Regions from separate parts of the Homo sapiens genome. Here region 2 is linked to region 1. A link is a contact called in ENCODE Hi-C or POLR2A ChIA-PET data. All regions are on one chromosome and are shown on one strand. The core of a region is the stretch at or near the end of the contact, and the rest is flanking DNA. Distances in the headings are between cores, read along the strand shown.

Region 1 (7,274 bases), core at 1-2,500:
TTTAAACAAGCATCCAGTTGACCCTGGTGCAAGTGGTCCAGCAACATCATTTAAAAAGCACTGGTCTAATGAGTAAAGAAAAACACCTTTGACCTTGAGTAATCACTCAACCTCTTGGGGCATTAATCCCCTCCACACAAGGGATAGTATCTGTTTTCCTTACCTCAAAGGTGAGATTATAATTAACCTTATAGGCAAACCTAGTTATCTGCAATAACTGTGATTCTAAAATCGTTGATCTTGAGTTCCCTACGTCAAGAGATTTCAACATTTCCTTCCACCTCCACTATAAACCAATTTTTCCTAAACCTCTAAATTTTAGAATTATTGCTGCTCCTTCTCTTTCCCCGCTAAGACTTTTTCACTGCGGCAATAATTAGTCTGGAGTTCTTGTCTAGTAATACCATCCGGTGAGACTAGAGCTCAGATAACCTTTTCAGAAACCCTAGCCCTGAGATGAGGCCTGCAAATATTTGATCCAACCAGGTCTTGAATAAAGAGATAGCCGACTATCAAACCATAATGAGGATACGTGAGGGAAGAATACGTCACGTCATAATACTGTACTTTAAACACCATATCGGCTAACGAAAGGCTTTAGGCCCACGGCTGAGAGAAAAGTATCAGTTCCCAAGTTCTAGGCGGAAGAGGCCCAAGAGACACCACTTTCTCGCTTTCAGACGTGTCTACATAAGACCACAAAAGAAACCGAGGCAAAAACATCCAGAAACAGGCTCCAGTTGTCTCAAAAGAGAGTACATATGAAACGAGACAAGGATCAGAAAAGTAAAGCTAAACCCAGTGTACGGACTCCCCCATTCTTCCTTCTCCCCCTCTCTCTTCACAGACTGAGGTACCTTGGGCGGCCGAATTTTGCAGATGCCGGTTTTCTCCGCCAAAGGCCGGATGCGGCCGATAAAGCTGAGCGGATCTGTGAACTCCTCCCAACTCGGCTCAAAGACGGGGCACTCTGGCGGTGGCACGAACTCCGCCGCGTAGCCCCCCGGCCCCACGCCCGCCATTGCAACGGCCGGGGGGGGGGGGGGGTCCCCGTGGGGAACCGGTGGAGAAAAGCTGGCTGAAGCCCACTAAGCCCGTTCAAGTCCCCTGACAGAGGCCGAAGCGCATCTTCGCGGACAAGAACCGTTCAACACAGAAACCCCAGAATCGCTTCCTCCTCCCGTTTGTTATTGTTTCTTGCAAGGCTTTTCCACTGAGGTTCAGGACTTTTCCGGAAGTTACCGTGCTGTCAAATCCCTCCGCCCCCTGCAGGAAACGGAATCCTTCCGCAGCTGCACGACGCCTGTGTGTCTGGCCTTTCCTTCTTCTTCTCTTCCCCGGCAGCACAGTGTGGCTGTTTGTCTCCTTGCCCGCCAAAGTTCTGCCCAGTCCAACGACTCCACGCAGCTCGCCCTTGGTAAGGGGTCGGGGAGGGGCACAAGCTCTTCTTTACTAGAGGTACGGATTGAGGGAAGCCGACGGGGCGAGGCGGGGCGAGGCGCAACGAGGCGGGGCGAGGCGCGACGCGACGTGACGCTTTCTTCCGGCGCGGAGGAATGTGTAATGCCCCAGAGGGCAGAGGTTGTGCTTCCGGTGAGGAGGGTCCCTTTCCCTTTTGTGTATCAGTGCACTCGAAAACACGCCGGGCTTAATCTTAAGCACCGCGCCTCACCGCCCGTGCTTCGTAATTTGTTTTAACCTACCCTGCTGCGTTTATAGCAAGTAGCCTTTCCAGCATTTCTCTTTTTTTAGCCCTTTGAATGCAGATATTTTACAGTAATCTCACTCTGCCACTTTATACCCGCCTCTTCTCCATCAAAACAAGTGCAGGTCTAACCCATCCCCTAAATCCTGCCAGCTGGCTTTAGCCACCATCCATGAATTGCTTTTCCTTTTACACAGGACGCAGCAGCTCTCCTGAATTACCAGCCAGTATCGTCTAGCTACCTGCAGGACATCTCACTTTGATAACTCAAAGTACTTTAATTGTTCACTGTTTCTTCAGTGTTCCTGGTTTCCATTAATGACTTCATCTATTCAGTTGCCTGAGCAAAAAAAAAAAAAAAAAAAAAAAATCAAGAAATAATCCTAATTCTTTCTGCTCTCACTTCCCATGTATAATCGTGTGTCTCTCCATCCCCGTTACCAGTATCCTAATTTAAATACTCTTACTGACAACAGCTGATTTCTCCTCTCAAATCCCTCTCCATCCACACGTTGGATTGCTTTGTCTAAAATCCAGAATTCATCTTGTCACTTTTCATCTCCAAACTCAACAACTCCAAACATCTTTTTTAATTGCTGATTTGCTGCTTTGCTCTCCAGCTTCATCTCTCCTGCTTCTCCATATGATCTACAGAAGTTTTTGTGGTGACTTTAGTACACCATGATTTTTCTCACCTCTGAGTAACAAATCAGGGGACTTTGAATAACGCAGATTGCCCTCCATAATGTGAGTAGGCCTTATCCAATCAACTGAAGGCCTGAATAGAACAAAAGACTGACCTTCCATGAGCAAGAAGGAATTTTGCCAGTAGATGGCTCTCAGACTTGAACTGTAGCATCACCTTTTCCCTGGCCTCCAGCCTGCCAACCCACCCTGCAGATTTTGGACTTGGAAGCTCTATAATCAAGTGAGTCAAGTCCTTAAAATAAATATCTTTATAAACACACACACACACACACACACACATCTTATTGGTTCTGTTTCTCTGGAGAACCGTGAATACATCTAGGGTTGGAGGGTTCAAGATGGCCTCACTTACGTGTCTGGCAGTTGGTGCTGGCTATTGGCTGGGAAGTCTTAGTTCTCCACATGGCTTCTCATCTTCTGGTAGATGGAGCTTTTCCACTGCATGGTGGTCTTAGCATTCTAAGAAGATGAGAGTGGAAGCAAAGACCTAAAGCCTAGACTCCAAAATGTACAAGATCACTCCATCATATTCTGTTGGTCAAAGCAAGTCATAAGACCATCCCAGATTCAAGAAGTGGGAAAATTCCAATTTTTTATGAGAAGAGTGACAATGTCACATTACAAAGGGGTGTAGACACAGGACGCTGTGATTCATAATAATTCCATACAATTATTATAATGATTTATGTCCAGGTGCAGTGGCTCACGCCTGTAATCCCAGCACTTTTTGAGGCCAAGGCGGGCAGATCACCTGAGGTCAGGAGTTTGAGACCAGCCTGGCCAACATGGTGAAATCCTGTCTCTATTAAAAATGTACAACAATTAGCCCAGGCGTGGTGGCAGGCGCCTGTAATCCCAGCTATCCAGGAGGCTGAGGCAGGAGAATTGCTTGAACCCAGGAGGTGGAAGTTGTAGTAAGCCGAGATCGTGCCACTGTACTCCAGCCTAGGCAAGAAGAGTGAGACTCTGTCTCCAAAAAAAAAAAAATTTACAACAAAGTCTTTGATTTTTACCACTTAAATCTGGAAAACTATATTATTCGGAAAAAGAAATAATGGAATTCCGAATAAAACAAGCCACTGATAATTCATTTTATTAAACATTCAATTAAATGTAATGGTTTTGCTTTCAAATTAACAGAGCGTGAGAACCTGATAGAACCTCAGTATAAGCACAAATCCTTAAAAGCTTTGATTGGTCCTATTTATTTCCTGTTATTTTCTTCAGATTATACTTACCTATTTTATTTTAAACTGTCTCTCTAGTAGAATAGAAAATGTATAATGATTCTCAATCATTTTTATTTGCCACAGTACTTCTGAGAAATCTGTAGTGGTTGCTTACAACAGCAGGAAGTCTGTAAGAGAAGACAGTGAATAGAAGGGCAGCAAATATTAACATCTCTGGTGCGAACAGAAGAAACTTCTGTAGTTACAACCACCTCACATTCTGATGCTTCCCTCAGGGGGGGCACATGAACCCCACTCCCACCTCTCATGCTTACCCCTTTGAAAATCACTGTTGTAAAAATCCAAATTGTGTTTCATCAGCTTCTATGAGGGCATTCTGCACACACAATGTTAAACTGAGTCAATAGTATTTGGGTTTCTGGTCAGAACAGTGGAGTATAACTGTAGTTTAAAAGGATCATTTGCATTACTTAAACAATCCTTGACAGTAACTTTTCAGAAAAAAAAAAATTAGAGTATTATTTATCTGAAATTTATTATCCTGAGTGTTAAAATAGACTAAAATGAATACTTAGATCTGATAATCATTTGGCTAGACCGTGGTCCCTGGATTTTTAAAAAATGCAATAAAACCTCACAAAATCAGATTAATTAGGGTTAGTTTCAGAGAGGGAAAAGTCAAAATTACTGAATTCTTAAACAAATGTCATTTTAATTCAAGAATAATTTCCACCAGTGATTCTCAAACTGTTTTGGTGTCAGGACGCCTTTACTCTTAAAAATTATTGAGGCCAGGCACGGTGGCTCATACCTGTAATCCCAGCACTTTGGGAGGCCGAGGCGGGCAGATCACTTGAGGTTAGGAGTTCGAGACCAGCCTGGCCAACATGGAGAAACCGCATCTCTACTAAAAAATACAAAACTTAGCCGGGCGTAGTGGTGGGCACCTGTAATCCCAGCTACTTAGGAGGCTGAGGCAGGAGAATCGCTTGAACCTGGGTGGCGGAGGTTGCAGTGAGCCAAGATGGTGCCACTGTACTCCAGCCTGGGCAACAGAGTAAGACTCTGTCTCACAAAAAAAAAAATTATTGAGAACCCCCAAAGTTCTTGTTTATATGCATAATACATATTGATGTTTACTATATTAGAAATTAAACCTAAGATGTTTAAAATATTTTATTCATTTCAATATAAAACTTTTATATTTAAATACATTTTAAAAATAATAACTATATTTTCCAAAACAAAAAAATCTGGTGAGAAGAGTGGCATTGGTTTACATTTTTTGTACTTTTTTTTTTAACATTTGGCTTAGCAGGATCGAGCTGGATTATCATATCTGTTTCTCCAACCCGTTACAATATGTTCTTTTGGTTGGAATATATGAAGAAAAACCAGCACCACACAAATATGTAGTTGGGAAAGGAAGAGCATTTTATTTATTTTTTAATTTTTATTTTCTTAGACACAGGGTGTCACTCCGTTGCCCAGTTGGAGTGCAGTGGCACAACCCCAGCTTACTCCAACTCTTGGGCTCAGGCAATCCTCCTGCCTCAGCCTCCCAAGTAGCTAGGACCACAGGTGTGCATCGTTATGCCCAGCTAATTAAAAAAAATTTTTTTGTAGACATGGGATCTTGCTATGTTGCCCAGACTGATCTCAAACTCCTGGGCTCAGGGATCCTCCCACCTCGGCCCCCCAAAGTGCTGCGATTACAGGCATGAGCCACCATACGTAGTGCAGAGAAGCATTTTAATAACCTTCTCAGATGACTGTAATTTCTTAAAGGCTAACAATTTGGAATCTAAAACTTTATCAGTTAACTTTTTTACACTGTTACATTAAAATGGTAGTCAATCTTGTCCTTTTTTTTTTTTTGAGACAGAGTCTCGCCCTTCCCCCAGGCTGGAGTGCAATGGTGCGATCTCAGCTCATTGCAACCTCTGCCTCCTGGGTTCAAGCAATTCTCCTGCCTCAGCCTCCTGAGTAGCTGCGATTACAGGCACCCACCACCACACTCAGCTAATTTTTGTATTTTTAGTAGAGACGGAGTTTTGCCATTTTGGCCAGGCTGGTCTCGAATTCCTGGCCTCAGGTGATCCACCTGCCTCGGCCTCCCAATGTGCTAGGATTACAGGCGTGAGCCACTGCGTCCAGCCAATCTTGTCCTTGAATGGACTTTTTTACCCAGTCATGCTTTTGTAACATCATGCATTGGTCATTTAGAAAATACTGGTTCACTGAGTTATACGGCTTTTCCTAATGTTGACATGTATTATTATATAATATCAAAAAAATTTACAAAAATATCACCATCAATTTATCAGGCAATTGGGAAGTTGTCAAACTCATGATGACAGAAACAAGTTTTCCAAAATTATAATTTTCACTTGAAAGCTCAAATTTTATTATTGCCAACAAATACCATTAGTTGTTTTCATTGAAGAGATTGACTCACTTTGTTCATTTTCAAGAAAAGATCTGCCGTATCTAAGTCTGAACAACCATAGTTTGTCTGTTAGTCCTTCTGGTGTTCTGTGAAAAAAGTGGCTAGTTGAGCTGGTATTATTTCCTCGAGAAAACCCTCTGTATGCAACTGAGTGCGTTATGTGTTCTTCTTACTTCATCGCACAGACAAAAGACATATTTAAAGGTCCAGATTTATCACAGTTAATAATTTTTACTCCTTTATGAAGGGCATTCTTAAATGACACTGGCTTTCCCCAGTGAAATCTATGTAATGAAGGCAAAGACTCCAAGTATGGTTTGGTGTCACTACCATGATTCATGCTGAGGGACCAGCGTTTTACCCACTGTTGCTTTTGTACCATCCATGCAAATGTCAAAGTGAACATGGCAAATAGCATCTTAGTATTACCACGGTCAATGCTGCTCTTGTTTAGGCCCTTTCTCTCATACGAATTTCCACTGTGGCATTCCAATGACCTTCAAGCATTGTTCTTGTTTGATCCTTTGCCACCAGTGTGATTTTTAAAAATTATCTATTTGATGTTGTGTGATTGCGAGAGAGTGATGAATTGGAGAATGACTCTTTGGCATTGTAATGAATGATGATGCATTAATTTAGATATAGAATGGAAGAAAAGCAATCTAATGGGGGGAGGCAGCACACCTGTAGGGAGGAGGATTATACATGCATTCAACATTTATTCCACATCTCTATGTGCCAGGCACTCTTCCAGATGCTGGATATATGACAGTGAACAACAAAAAAAGACAAAGTATCGGCTCTCATACAGCTCACTAGTAGAAAGGGAAGACAAAAGAATAAGCACAAGCTAATAAATATATACTATTTTAGTGATGATAAGATTTTTTTAAAGTGGAGAAAGTAAGGGGGCTTGGGTGATCATCAAAGGGCTCACAGATTGGTGACATTTGTTTTTTGTTCTTAGTTTTCTGAGGCACGGTTTCATTCTGTCTCACTTAGGTTGGAGTGCAATGGCATTATCTTGGCTCACTGTAACCTCAAACTTCTGGGCTGAAGCGATCCTCCTCCCTCAGCCTCCTGAGTAGCTAGGACTACAGGTGTGTGCCACCACGTCTGGGTAATTTTGTTTTATTTTTCTATTTTCTATAGAGAGAGGGTCTGGCTGTATTTCCCAGGTTGGTTTCAAACTACTAAGCTCAAGCAATCCTATTGCCTTGGC
Region 2 (7,274 bases), core at 2,599-5,098, 2.5 Mb after region 1:
GGCAACAGAGCAAGACTCCATCTCAAAAAAAAAAAAAAAAAAAAGAAGGAAAATGAAGTCAGGCGCTGTCGTTCATGCCTATAATCCCAGCACCTTGGGAGGCCCATATGGTTGGATCCCTTGAGCTCAGGAGTCCGAGACCAGCCTGGGCAACATAGTGAGACCCCTTCTTCATTTATTTATTTTTGAGACCCCTTCTTTTTTCATTTTTATTTTTTTTTTTGAGACAGAGTCTCCCTCTGTGGCCAGGCTGGAGTGCAGTGGCATAATCTCAGCTCACTGCAACCTCCACCTCCCAGGTTCAGCGATTCTCCTGCCTCAGCCTCCAGAGTAGCTGGGACTACAGACGTGTGCCACCACGCTCGGCTAGTTTTTTTATATTTTTAGTAGAGACGGGTTTCACCATGTTGGCCAGGCTAGTCCAAACTGCTGACCTCAAGTGATCCGCCCGCCTCAGCCTCCCAAAGTGCTGGGATTACAGGGATGAGCCACTGTGCTCGGCCAGAAGCCTGACTGTTGTAAGCATCAAGACTGACTACACACCTTGCCACTACAGAGGAAAGGCTGGGCTCCCTCACCCCTTTCCCTGGAAGACCACATACCACAGGTCTCCCGTTTCTGCTCGCAAAGGGCTCCAGGTGGTCTAGGAAGATTCACATCCCTAGCTGCAGGTTTTGGTCCCAAGGTCTCCAGGGTCACTTCTGTCCTTTTGGCATCATAGCTGGTTTGGGTTTGAGGCCGGAGTCCTGGAGGCTGAGTTGGGGCTCCCCCACAGCTGATGAGGATGAATTTGTTGGGCCCACTACTGCCACTCTCTTTTCCCTTGGCAGTCAGTGCTGTGATGATGCTGTGAATATTAGCATTGTTGGGGATGGCCACTACTTGCGTGTTGGGCATGGTGGGGTGGTTAATAATCTTGATCCCAGCTGGAAACTTGCAAGAGTTGGACTCTGCCACTTCCTTGGAGGCCTCTGCTTGATTAGACTCCTGTTGGGCAGGGGATCTCTTAGGTTCCTCCTCTGATGTTTCACTTGGGGCATTTTGAACAGGAAGGGGCAGCCTCCGTCTTTTGAGAATCAGTGGCCGACGGGGGCTAGTTTTCATTATGAATCTGCGTTTTCACTCTCCATTGAGAATCACAAGTGTGGACCCTGGAAAATGCAAATAGTGGCAAGATGTTAGAGATTGTTTAGGCTGAGAAGAGGTCCTTTTAGAGAAAGGTGCTCCTCTTTATATGACCAGGAACATGAGCCTAAAGGCCCAGGTAAACATTCCATGGACTTTTGTAAAGACCTCAGATAATAAGGAGATAAGCTTTACTGACAAAAGAAGGCTAAAATTACAGCAGACAGAAGCAATTCAAAGGGCAAAAATGGGACTGGGTTGGAGATAAGACAAAGATCTCCTTGAAGCTTCAGAATATTTGGCTACAGAAATGGATGGGATAGCTACAAATATGTGGAAATCTCTATAATTGCCTACTATAATATAAATAGATCACTTGCAATGACTGTATGGACAGAAATGGAAGATGCTAGAATAGGAAAGCATATGGTAATTAGGAGTCCTGATGAAACTCTGATCCCATAATCCATTCAAGACAAAGGATTTTAATTTTTTTTTTTTTTTTTTTTTTGAGACAGAGTCTCACTTTGTCACCCAGGCTGGAGTGCAGTGGCACGATCTCAGTTCACTGCAACCTCTGCCTCCTGGGTTTAAGCGAGTCCCACGTCTCAGCCTCCTGAGTAGCTGGGATTACAGGTGCCCACCACCACGCCCGGCTAGTTTTTGTATTTTTAGTAGAGACAGGGTTTCACCATGTTGCTCAGGCTGGTCTCAAACTCCTGACCTCAGGTCATCTGCCCGCCTCGGCCTCCCAAAGTGCTGGGATTACAGGCGTGAGCCACCGCGTCTGGCCAAGCCTTTTGATTTTTATATTACTTTGTAAATAGGACCAGTGCACACAGAATCAGGGAAGAAAGGCAGATTGTACTATTGCCACACTACTGGAAAAATCATCTCCCAGTTTACAAAACCTCACATAAAATGGAAACCTCTACTGAAGGCCCATGTAAAGTTGTGCAGCTTGTGCACTGAACAACTCTAGAGGGTGACATTTATTTCACAGGCTATTATACTTGCTCTAATTTAAAAAGCATGTTTTCTTTTACAATTTGTATTGTATTTATACAGTGGCATTTTAGTACTTGCATGTGGTTATATATATTTTAACTAAGCATGCCACTTTATTAATTTCTTTTCCAGAAATAAGACTATAACCCCTGTCTTCTTAGTACCACAATGAGCTATCATCATTACACTAAGGTGGTTCTGAAATGCTAACAGTGTAGTCTTTTTTTTTTAAGTCTTTTGTTGATTTTTTTTAATTTTTTTTTTTTTTTTGAGACGGAGCTTCGCTCTTGTCACCCAGGCTGGAGTGCAATGGCGCAATCTCAGCTCACTGCAACCTCGGCCTCCCGGGTTCAAGCGATTCTCCTGCCTCAGCCTCCCGAGTAGCTGCAATTACAGGCATGCACCACCATGCCCAGCTAATTTTTTTTTTTTTTTTTTAGTAGAAACAGGGTTTCACCATGTTTGCCAGGCTGGTCTTGAACTCCTCAGGTGATCCACCCGCCTCGGCCTCCCAAAGTGCTGGGATTACAGGCGTGAGCCACTGCGCCCGGCCTTTTGTTGATTTTAATAGATACATGGAATATTCTACCATTAAGCAAAATTGTGTAATTCTATTTCACGGAACTTTGGAAGACAGAGGAATTGGCTGTCTCTTTTTTAGGACACTTATTCTCTCCCTGAAAAGCAACTGCACTTTTTTGACATTTGTCATCTGCATAGAGTTCACAGGCCCTCCACACCTCTACCTTCAAATCTCAGTTTTACTTTCACCTCCGATCTTTCCAGGCTTCCCTCTCTCCCCGCATCAATCAGTAGATATTATTCCTCTTTTTCCACAGGATATCTAAGTCTTAATTTTCTCTTCTACTTCCTGACCAGCCCGTTATTATTATTGCCAACACTTTCTTGCCCGGGAAACTTCCAGAGTGGCTCCTCCGACCCATCCCCATCCTGAGCGGGGAAATCTTGCTACATTCTCAAGAACCAGGAAAAGGGCCCTGCAAAAGGGTAAGTAAGATGGAGGCGGTGTTGCCTAGTGGTGAGACAGCCTGGGAGCAGGGGAGTGTGTATGCAGGTTGGTCTTTGACTCAATGTAGTACAATCTCAGTCTTCATCTCAGCCACAGTCGGCCTAAGAAGGTAGGCCACCCCAGCCCTCCCGAGGCCGCGGGCAGGGTGCGGAGGTCAGACTTCCAGGGAAGGCCAAGGGGCGCTTTAAGCAGTGAGAAGGCCACGGCCAGGAGGTGGACGCAGAAAAAACTTGCACCCTGGCTCAGATTCTTCCCGTGTGACCCAAATCTCCACTCGTGGCCCGTGCCCTGCTGCTAGACGCCCTGACCTCCGCGCCCGGAGGCCTTGCTCCCCGCCTGTGCCCAGGCCAGGCCTGGGACTCCATTGCTGCATCCCGCTCACCTCCAGACTGCAGTCGCCGCCGCCGTTAGGCCGTAGCTCCGAAGGCGGGCTCCGGGCTCCTCCAACCTGGGGGCCGAGCCAGGGCCCCGGACGGGGGCTCGCGCCGGACCGGCCGGGTCCCCGGCGGTGCGGGCGGGGTGGGAACCCCGGGGGATCCCGGGAGGGGAGGGGGTCCCGGGCCGGGGCCGGGGGTGGGGTCTGGCACCGGAGCTTTCAGTTTGTTCCGCTGTTTGAAATTGGCGCCGGCGGAGCGTTAAGGTCACGTGACGGAACGTCGCCAATCGGCGCCGGCCTTGTCTCGGCATTCCGGGCTCGAAGGCTGTGCGGTCTGCCAGGAGCTGCGGCCCCGTCCGGCCCGGGCTGGTAAGGCGGACCGCAGGCCGGCTTGTGGGGGAAGAAGTGGCCGTGGGGCCGGGGAGGGGCCGGAGGGGTCCCCGCCGCGTGGGTGGGCGAGCCGAGGGAGAGTTTGGGGACGCGCGGAAGCGGCGTGACAGGCCCGGGTCCCTGGGCCCGCTTTTCCTGCCGCGCTGGTCACGCCAGGCGACACGCCCCCGCTTCCCCTCAGGCTCCTCTGCTCCCCTTTTCAAAGCTCGGCTTTAGTTGATTTCCTCACTGGGGGAAATCGTACCCCATTTTCCCACAGTGAACGATCGTCTGCTCCCCCCGATTAGACTAAGTTCCTTTGAGGGCTGCGTATTATCTCCGCTTTCTTCCATCTTGAAAAAAAATGTCGGCACCATGAACCCTACCTCAGCGCGAAACCTGTCTTTTGCCCCTCCCGAAGCCAAGCCTTCGGATATAATAGACCGTAGTGCTTTATTTATTGACTTAGTCAACCAGTCTAGTTGAGCAACTGCTGTGCGCCAGGCACCGCTAGGCCCTGAAGATACAATGGCAGACAAGGTTCTTTCCTTCCCCTGGGCTCACAGCCCAATCCTGGAAGAGGGGCACAGACATTTTAATCAAATAAACAAATGTGGGCTGGGCATAGTGGCTCACGCCTGTAATCCCAGCACTTTAGGAGGCCGAGGCGGGTGGATCACTTGAGGTCACGAGTTCGAGACCAGCCTGGCAACATAGCGAAACCGCTTCTCTACTAAAAATTAGCCGGGCGTGGTGGTGCGTGCCTGTAGTCCCAGCTACTCTGGAGGCTGAGGTGGAAGGATCACCTGAGGCCGAGAGGTGGAGGCTATGGTAAGCCATGATCACACCACTGCACTCCAGCCTGGGCGACAGAGGGAGACACCGTCTCCAAAACAAACAAATGTTGAATTATTGCTGTAAATTGAAACATTAGAGGTTAATGATACTTTGAGTATTTACAATAACGAGATCTTGAGAGGTAGGACAGGAAAGGCTTTTGTAATGAGAGCTTGGTGTGAGATCTGATGCCTTTTACAAAGAAAGGAGGGAACTCCTCTAAGCAGAGGGAATCAGGCGTGCAAAGGCTGGATGGCAGGAGGAAGCACAGTGAGTACAAAGGCTGAGAAATATCTGAGGGGTTTGAGCTAATCGACCTGAATGGAGTGTGGTGTGAGTTGAAGCTGGAGCCGGAGGAAGCAGAGCCTTAGCCATACCGAGAAGTTTTGTGCTTATCCAAGAATTAAAGGAAACCAGTCATAAGCTTTAAGCAGAAGTGAATCCAGGTCAGATTTGCATTTTAAAAGGTCCCTCTATAGCGGGGATTGCTAGAGTGGATTAGGGCAGAACAGTTGGATGTTGCAATACTCCAGGCAAGAACTGCTGGAGCTTGAAAAAGGGTGGCAGGGAGAGAGAGAGAGGAAGAGAAAGAAGGAGACAGAGAGAGTAAAAAAGGGGCATTAAGAAAACATGTTTAAGAGGTAAAGTTGACAGGGCTTGATGGTGGGTTGGATGGGAGGTAGAAGTGTCAAGATTTTCAGCTGCATAACTGAAGGAATAATGACACTATTCCCTGACCAAGGGCCCTGGAAGATAATCACTTTGGCCAAGGGACGGGCGGGGGGTTGTCAGGGGAATGATCGTGAATTCAGTTTTTGTTTTTTTACTACAAAGCAATGCTCAGAATGAGTTTTTTTTTTAATTATATATTTATTTTTATTTATCTTTTTATTTTTTAGAGACAGGGTCTTGCTCTGTCCCCCAGGCTGAAGTCCAGTGGCATGACCTTGGCTCACTACAACCTCAACCTCCTGGGCTCAGGTGATCCTCCCACCTCAGCCTCCTGAATGGCTGGGACCCCCTACAGGCACATGCCACTACACCCATCTAATTTTTGTATCTTTTGTAGAGACAGGGTCTCACTCTGTTGCCCAGATTGATCTTGAACTATTCGGTTCAAGTGATCCTCCCACCTTCACCTTTCACAGTGTTGGCATTACAGGCATGAGCCACTGTGCGCGGCCAAGTTCAGTTTTAAACTTGTTGAATTTTTTTTTCTTTTCTTTTTTTGAAACAAGGTTCTGGCTCTGTCACTCAGGCTGGAGTTCAGTGGCACGATCTCGGCTCACTGCAGCCTCCACCTCCTGGGCTCAAGTGATCTGCCCACCTCAGCCTCCTGAGTAGCTGGGACTACAGGTGCACGCAGCCGTGCCCACCTGATTTTTTGTATTTTTTGTAGAATTTGGGTTTCACTGTGTTGCCCAGGCTGGTCTCAAACTCATGAGCTCAAGCGATCTGCCCACCCCGGCCTCTGAAAGTGCTGGGATTACAGGCGTGAGCCACTGCGCTCAGCCTTACACATGTTGAATTTGAGGTGCGTTTGAAATATCTAGTTGCTGTTCAGGTAGGTAATGGGATATTTGGGTCCCAAACTTAAGGAATTCTAAAATATATAAATATTGAAGTCATCTACTTCTAGGTGGATACTGAAATACAGGCAGATGAGTTTGCCTAAGAAAAGTATATAGAGTGAGAACAGCTCCAAAGCACAACCAGAGGGGAAGGACTTAGACAGCAGAATGAACTGACCTCTAATTAGAGCAGAAAGAAGATAGATGTTGATACGCATAGGTTTGTATATTTGCTTTCTGGAAAATGAGAGTATTTCCTTTGATGTCTTCTGTATTCTTTGTCAAGTAGGAAGTAAAGTCATTTGTTAAGAGAAAAGGGGTGTTCTGAAGTTCTAAGAAAGTGGGCAGGGTGTGGTGATTCACATGTAATCCTAGCACTTCAGGAGGCTGAGGGAGGAGAATCACTTGAGCCCAGGAGTTCAAGCAAGACCTCATCTCTACAAAAAATAAAATAAGAAACTAACCAGGTGTGGTGGTGCTTGTCTGTATTCCCAGCTATTCGGGAGGCTGAGGCAAGAGGATCTCTCGAGCCCAAGAGTTTGAGGCTGCAGTGAGCTATGATCGTGTCACTGTACTCCAGCCTGGGCAACAGAACAGGACCCCATCTCTAAAAATAATTTTAAAAATTAAAATAAAAATGTTCAGGCTGGGCGTGGTGGCTCACGCCTGTAATCCCAGCACTTTGGGAGGCCGAGGTGGGCAGATCACCTGAGGTCAGGAGTTCAAGACCAGTCTGGCCAACGTGGTGAAACCCCATCTCTACTAAAAAATACTATAATTAGCTGGGCGTGGTGAGGGCGCCTGTAATCCCAGCTACTTGGGAGAGTGAGGCAGGAGAATCGCTTGGACCTAGGAGGAGGTTGCAGTGAGCCGAGATCACGCTACTGCACTCCAGCCTGGGCAACAGAGTGAGACTTTGTCTCAAAACAAACAAACAAAATTTCCACTTTATTTATTT

The links. A loop is a pair of places that touch in the nucleus more often than their neighbours do. ChIA-PET counts read pairs that join two places held with the same protein, here RNA polymerase II (POLR2A). Pooled maps may share reads with other maps.
Region 2: a loop to region 1 is called in a pooled map, with 7 times the contacts of the local background. The contact joins the promoter of RHNO1 here to the promoter of KDM5A in region 1. A Hi-C loop is called at or near these places in 6 of 50 pooled maps. POLR2A ChIA-PET finds 5 or more read pairs at or near these places in 2 of 52 experiments (WTC11 and activated CD8-positive, alpha-beta memory T cell).

What each region holds. Positions count from the first base shown.
Region 1 is chr12:388,070-395,343 of GRCh38, forward strand. KDM5A (lysine demethylase 5A) reads right to left here and starts at 1,251. Exons shown (of 28, transcript NM_001042603.3): 1 at 858-1,251. The coding sequence starts at 1,022. It overlaps LOC105369594 (a long non-coding RNA gene), which reads right to left. Exons shown (of 4, transcript XR_007063149.1): 3 at 3,652-3,770; 4 at 1,964-2,872. It also overlaps a transcript of CCDC77 not described here. RefSeq lists an enhancer at 1,414-1,708.
Region 2 is chr12:2,873,375-2,880,648 of GRCh38, forward strand. RHNO1 (RAD9-HUS1-RAD1 interacting nuclear orphan 1) reads left to right here and starts at 3,849. Exons shown (of 3, transcript NM_001252499.3): 1 at 3,849-3,908. It overlaps FOXM1 (forkhead box M1), which reads right to left and starts at 3,800. Exons shown (of 9, transcript NM_021953.4): 1 at 3,546-3,800; 2 at 603-1,151. The coding sequence starts at 1,104. RefSeq lists silencers at 3,556-3,625, 3,666-4,105 and an enhancer at 5,689-6,642.